Regions from separate parts of the Homo sapiens genome. Here region 2 is linked to region 1. Evidence: chromatin loops called from intact Hi-C (ENCODE). Cell type or tissue: Caco-2. All regions are shown on one strand. Each heading gives the region's core, and the rest is flanking DNA. Links, peaks and the distances in the headings are about the cores only.

Region 1 (2,923 bases), core at 265-2,764:
CTCCTGTTTTTCTCACTCCCCTTCTGAGAGCACTAATTAAATAAATCACTTGACTATCACTAAATCAATTTCAATATCATAAGTTACTTGAGAATTCTTGTCTGAGCCTCTGCTTTTAGGGAACCCAACCTAAAAGAATTAATTTTCAGCAGGTTACTTTTGACATGACTATGAGGTATCCAAGTAATAACATCAAATAGGTAGATTGATATAGGACTCAACCTTAGAGAGATAGAGTATTTGGGCATTAGTAGCATGTGAATAGTATTAACAGCCAGAGGAATGGATGGAATTTCCAAGGAGGTATGTAACTAGATAGGACGGTTTACGGCTGAGCTGTGAGATCTCTGACGTTTAGAGGTAGAAGTTAAGGATTCAGCAAAAGAGAGAGTATGATGTCTTGGAAACTGAAGAAACACTATATCTAGATTTTGAGGTTGTAATAGGGTTCCATCAAATGAAATTATATAAAGTATTAGACTTACTAGTGGTCACTGACTGTCTTCTTTAATATACAATACGCAGAAAATTCAACAAATGTGATATTCTGTTAAAGAATCTTTTAATCATTGATACCTGCAAATTGATACTTTCAGAGTCTTTATAATTCTAGGTAGGGTTATTTTATGTTAACTGCACAATTAACTCATGTCATCAATGAAGGTTTTTTCATTTGAATTAAGTCCCCAGTCCCTATAAAATGAGAATTTTCCTCATTTGCTGAAGTCTTCCAATTACTTTCTAAGTTGAATTAGTAGTGCACTAAACTTTTATTTCCAGAGAAATGAGTTCAAGTAGAGGTCATCCATGCAAATGAGTTGAGTGATCTCAAACTAGCTTATAAGGGTGTCAGAAAGTTCTATCTATATTGGTTTATTTTTAAAGGCAAAGGAAAGATTAAAATATGGATTTGATGTATTTATTTAAAGTGAGATTTGAAAATGACTGTACTTTTGTCTAAATCCCAGCACCCATCCAGCTACTTATCAGGGAGCAAAGTTCATGACAGGCCTGAGAATCCCAAGATCAAGAGGCAACAAACCAAAGGTGTGAGGCGAGTATCAAAGATCCCCTGAGTTAAAGATACTATGGACAGTGGGGCTATAAATTATCAAAGTTTATACCAAGATATAAGGTTCTTATTACAACAAAACCCAAAGCTCTCAATTCTTGTTTAATCTCTGCAATATTTTGAGTTAGTTATTCTTCAGCTTAATAACGGCGCAAATTTTTTTTTTTTAAAGCTAAGCAACTGAAATAAATCATCTTGTGAAAGTTGGCTCATGGTAGTTTCACAATATACTGGTGTGGTGGACTAAATGGTGCTTCTCAAAAAAATATGTCCATGTCTCAATCTCCAGAACTTGTGAATGTGCCCTTATTTGGAAAAAGAATCTTTGAGGATGTCATTAAGTAAAGAATTTCAAGATGATATCAGCCTGGGTTATCTGGGTGTGCCTTAAATCCAACGACCAGTGTCTCTAAAACAGGCAAAACAAGAGAAGACAAACAGAAGAAAGGCACAGGAAGACAAAGACAGAGATTAGAGCTCTGCAGCCACAAGCTGAGGAATATATGGAGTGACCAGAAGCTTGAAGAGCAAGAAGAGGCTCTCCACTAGAGCCTTCGGAGGGAGCACAGGCTTGCCAATGTCTTAATCTCAGACATCTGGCCTCTAGAGCTCTAAGAGAAAAAAAACTTTTGTTACTGTAAGCCACCAAGTGTGTGGTGATTTGTCACAGCAGCTACAGAAAACTAATACAAGTAACAGCATTTAAACTGTACGATAACTATAACACAAATAATAGTAAAACATGGAACACATACTCTGTGAGAGAGGTTACTGAGCACCTACTCACATTCTACCAGCACTATGTGCTCAGAACTAGAGGCTCTTTTTGTCAGCTCAAACTTATGAAACCCTAGGCAAGATTATCCCCATTTTACAGCTCACAAAATGGGGGCTCAAAAAGGTTAAAATGTTTTCCAGAAGGCCACTACAAGTAAGTGAGTCAGTGGGGATTTGTGTCCAAGTCTGTCTAACCTCAAAACTTCTGCTCTTTCTAGTATACCATTCAGCTTCTTCCACCTGGGTCTCATTTATTTTAGGCCATTTTAAAATTACAGTAAACTGTTCTTGTAGATAGAATAGTCTTATACAAATATTGGCTGCTAGACAGAGACTTAGTGTCATTAAAGGCACCGTACTCATCTTTCTTCTTGAAAACATTTTTTTTCTGACATCCTTATTCTCTTTCTAGAGAAAGGTTGCAAGTTAACTATTGCTGAGTCAGACTCGCATCCTTCTTTGCTTAACATCATCAGAAATATTTTTAGAAAACTGAAAACAATTCAAGAGACCGACGAGTCAATCGTAAGTAGTTATCAGAAAAATAGGCAAAAGTTAAATTTGTTGGGTATGAATTCCTAGTATAAACTGTAACACTAAGTTTGTCAAAGTCTGACCTAAACTCTCAGCACATTTTGGGGATGATTGAAAAAGTTTCCCTGTTTATCATTGTCAGAAGATGGTCATTCCTTGCATTAGAAATTGCACCAAAAAATACCCTCGAAATGATAACTTCAAGGAAAATAAGATAGTGGTGTAACTACCCCTCAAAAGCCCTTCCTAAATTGTTAATGCACTCCTGGTTTTCCTCAAATAAAGTGGGCAAATTGCTGAGACTGTGAACATTTGTTATTGTCATAGCAGAAGGTAAACTATTTTCATAAATATGCAAATATCTCCTACTGGGCTTCTATAATACTTCCAGCAACTCTGCTGCCGTGTATGTCTATTTCAAATCTGATGATATTAAAAAGGAGGAGAAAATGCAGAGCATGCAGCTTGGAATTATTTCTGCCCAGGAAAGCTGGCAATTAGAGCTGGGATAGGCAAGCAGGCCTGGGATAATGGACAGTA
Region 2 (2,923 bases), core at 184-2,683, 69 kb after region 1:
CCAGATTTCTAGCTTAGCCATATCCTCTGTGGAAGTTCAGCTCCTCACCTCATCACTTCCCCACTAACATCCTCCCCCAGTCACTAAGTGCCAAGCTAGATCCTACACACAGCCTCCACCAGTGCCTAGTTTTACTTTGAAGCTACCTTCACCCATCTCCTTTTTCCTCAAGGTCTTGAACAGGCAGCTGGTCTTTTCCTATTTCATAGCTCATAATCCTTATTGCGATGCTCACTACACTGCCATCTCCTAGTAAAAGAACATCCTCTCAGCATTCTTCAAGCAACGGTGATGATGCCACTTGAAGGCAATGACATGAAGCCCATCAGATTCCAAAATTTTTAAAAAAGAAAAATCTGGTTTTTAGTTAGTCAGAGGGAAAGCATTGACAATATAGCTGTGCCTTGAGCTACATGCAGCAGGACAGAGACTCCTAGCAGACTTAACTGACCTACAAACACAAATGAAAAACATTTCAAAAATTTCAGAAACACTGGTGGCATGGAGGGAGTGCAAGACCCTGAAGAGAATATGCTGAGGTCCTGAAGTGTGCAGCTGGGGCTTAATGAGCTAGGTAAGGCTTAATGTTCACTTGACCTCACTGGCACTGGGCTACTCATGCCTAGGAATCTTGGGTTTACCACAACTACGTGGCTTCCCTGGGTATAGAATCTAGTTTTCTTCTTGAAAAATATGAGACTACTCATGAGCTCCTGAAACCACTTTAATTTCTACAGTGTCCACAAGAAAAGAATATTGACAAAGGTCTTCTAGGTTTATTTTAATAAGTGAACCAATTCAATAATTAGTCTCTGAGAACCTCTGTGAGCCTGAATCCTGCTTTTGTTTGGCTTCAAAAAAGATAGGTAGATGGCCGGGTGTGGTGGCTCACGCCTGTAATCCCAGCACTTTGGGAGGCCTAGGCAGGCAGATCACGAGGTCAGGAGTTCAAGACCATCCTTGCCAACATAGTGAAACCCCATCTCTACTAAAAATACAAAAATTAGCCTGGTGTGGTGGCGCGTGCCTATAGTCCCAGCTACTTGGGAGGCTGAGGCAGGAGAATCACTGGAACCTGGGAGGCGGAGGTTGCAGTGAGTCAAGATTGCATGCCACTGCACTCCAGCTTGGGTGACAGAGCAAGACTTCATCTCAAAAAAAAAAAAAGAACAGAAAAAAAGATACGTAGATTTCTATATCTGCTTCTGGGCTCAATCTGCTGTATGTTGTTTTACAAAAATATGTGAAGGAAATGTGGCCTCAGAACAATATGTAGATGGAAAAGTAAGAAGAACTTTAATAGACTTTTCAGATGAATGTAGATATTCTTTTTTGATAGTACACCAAAACTCAACAAGTAGTAGTGCCTTAAAAGTTAGTTGTGGGTGGAATCTGAAACCATATCAATAAGCTTTTCTTACTCTGTTATATTACAATCCATTAGCCCATTTTGTACTTTGAATGTATCTTTTAACTAAGCATGATTCTGCAACATCATGGTGTCTTGGAAAATATTGGTTCACTGAATTATGCAGGTTTTTTGAATACTGACACATTTCATTTTACAGTATCAAAAAAATCAAATTTATTATCAAAACCACCAATTTCATTAGAGGACACTCTAAATATTATGAAGCTAGTAAGCTCATGGTGATGGAAACAAGTTTTCCAAAATTCAAATTTTCCCTTGAAAGTTTGGATTTTACTGCTGGCAATAAACACCATCAGTCATTTTCCTAGAAATGAAAGACTCATGTTGTTCATTTTCATGGCAAATCCTAAATGCTTAACTCTGAATTCCTATAGTTTGTCTCTCTTTTGTACTTTCAGATAAAACTGACATTCCATAAAAGAAATGAGTAGTTCAGCCTGAAACTCAAATAATTGCACAAGTATTTTTCTTCAAGATAATCATCATACTTTGTTACAGAGCAGAAATACAGCTCTTCCTGCTTCCTTCTCATCTTATCACCCAGAATATTTGTCATAGTTAATTATATGTGTCTACTTGAAGGGTGTTTTTGGATGACTCCACTCTCCCTCATCTCTTCTGGAAAATAAAAGGAATCAGAAATTTCTAGAAGCCAAGAACCAAATGAACGAAGTCAAAATTATGCCCTAAGGCAAGCCTTCCCCTCCATGCTTAGAGCTAGCTCAAGGGGTGTGAATGCCTCTACAGATCCAGTTTCTTGGTGCCACAGAAGGGTCAGCATTGACTCTTACCCTGCTCAATTTGCTTCAACCCAGTGGGGCCTTGTTAAAAAAGAGCAAGTATGTCTACAATTCCAGATCTCATTTCATGCATAGTTGGCAGTGCATAAGAAACTTTATCAGATTCCAAAATATATTTTTAAAAAGTCCAAGAGGCTGGGGTCCTTTGTGATTGTTGTGGATCCACATCAGGAAGAGAAACCCTTTAAGGAGAAGAATATGATATTTTCATTTGCATAAAAACAATAAAACTCTTTCAGCAGCAATTTCCCCTATATAAAAAGTGAGAACACAGCACCTTGGTGACACAGACATCTGTTACTTAAACAGATGCCACCTTCTAAACTCACTCAAGCAACCCTCTGCTCAACCAGAGACCCCTAAACCAAAATTCAATGCGTGGATAGAACAATATGTGCAAAGGGTGCTTTCAGTAATGATGGGTTTTACCTCCCAGCATCATTATGAATTTGCTTGACTTTTTTGTGTTGTTACTTTAGCAAAATCTCCTCCATCATTTCTCTCAGTAATGTCTTTTTTCTAACTTAACCTCCACAATCTGCAAAATCAAATGGTTCCTTCTAAGATTCATTGCTGATTAGCACTAGCCCTTCAAAGGCTAAACCATGGCTTTTGTTTGTTTCTTTCTTTTTGCAGATGCACTTTAATGACTTCACAGGACAAGGCTCTAACACTATCTAGGAGAGAAATG

The links. Peaks named below come from ENCODE experiments on the same cell type or tissue, not always from the same donor. Only the 100,000 strongest peaks of a DNase experiment are listed, where the experiment ranks them.
Region 2: it touches region 1 in a loop (5-fold over the local background); 1 of 110 quality-filtered maps calls a loop at or near these places.

The regions. Positions count from the first base shown.
Region 1 is chr2:138,034,433-138,037,355 of GRCh38, forward strand. The region is part of intron 1 of LOC107985948 (a long non-coding RNA gene); the gene reads right to left. Among named protein-coding and RNA genes, the nearest start is that of LINC01832, 66 kb to the right of the region's middle. In Caco-2, for the core only: no CTCF peak of the experiment used is centred there; a DNase peak (open chromatin) is centred at 1,549.
Region 2 is chr2:138,103,647-138,106,569 of GRCh38, forward strand. LINC01832 (long intergenic non-protein coding RNA 1832) reads left to right here. Exons shown (of 3, transcript NR_135526.1): 2 at 489-574; 3 at 1,831-2,259. Among named protein-coding and RNA genes, the nearest start is that of LINC01832, 3.2 kb to the left of the region's middle. In Caco-2, for the core only: no CTCF peak of the experiment used is centred there; no DNase peak of the experiment used is centred there.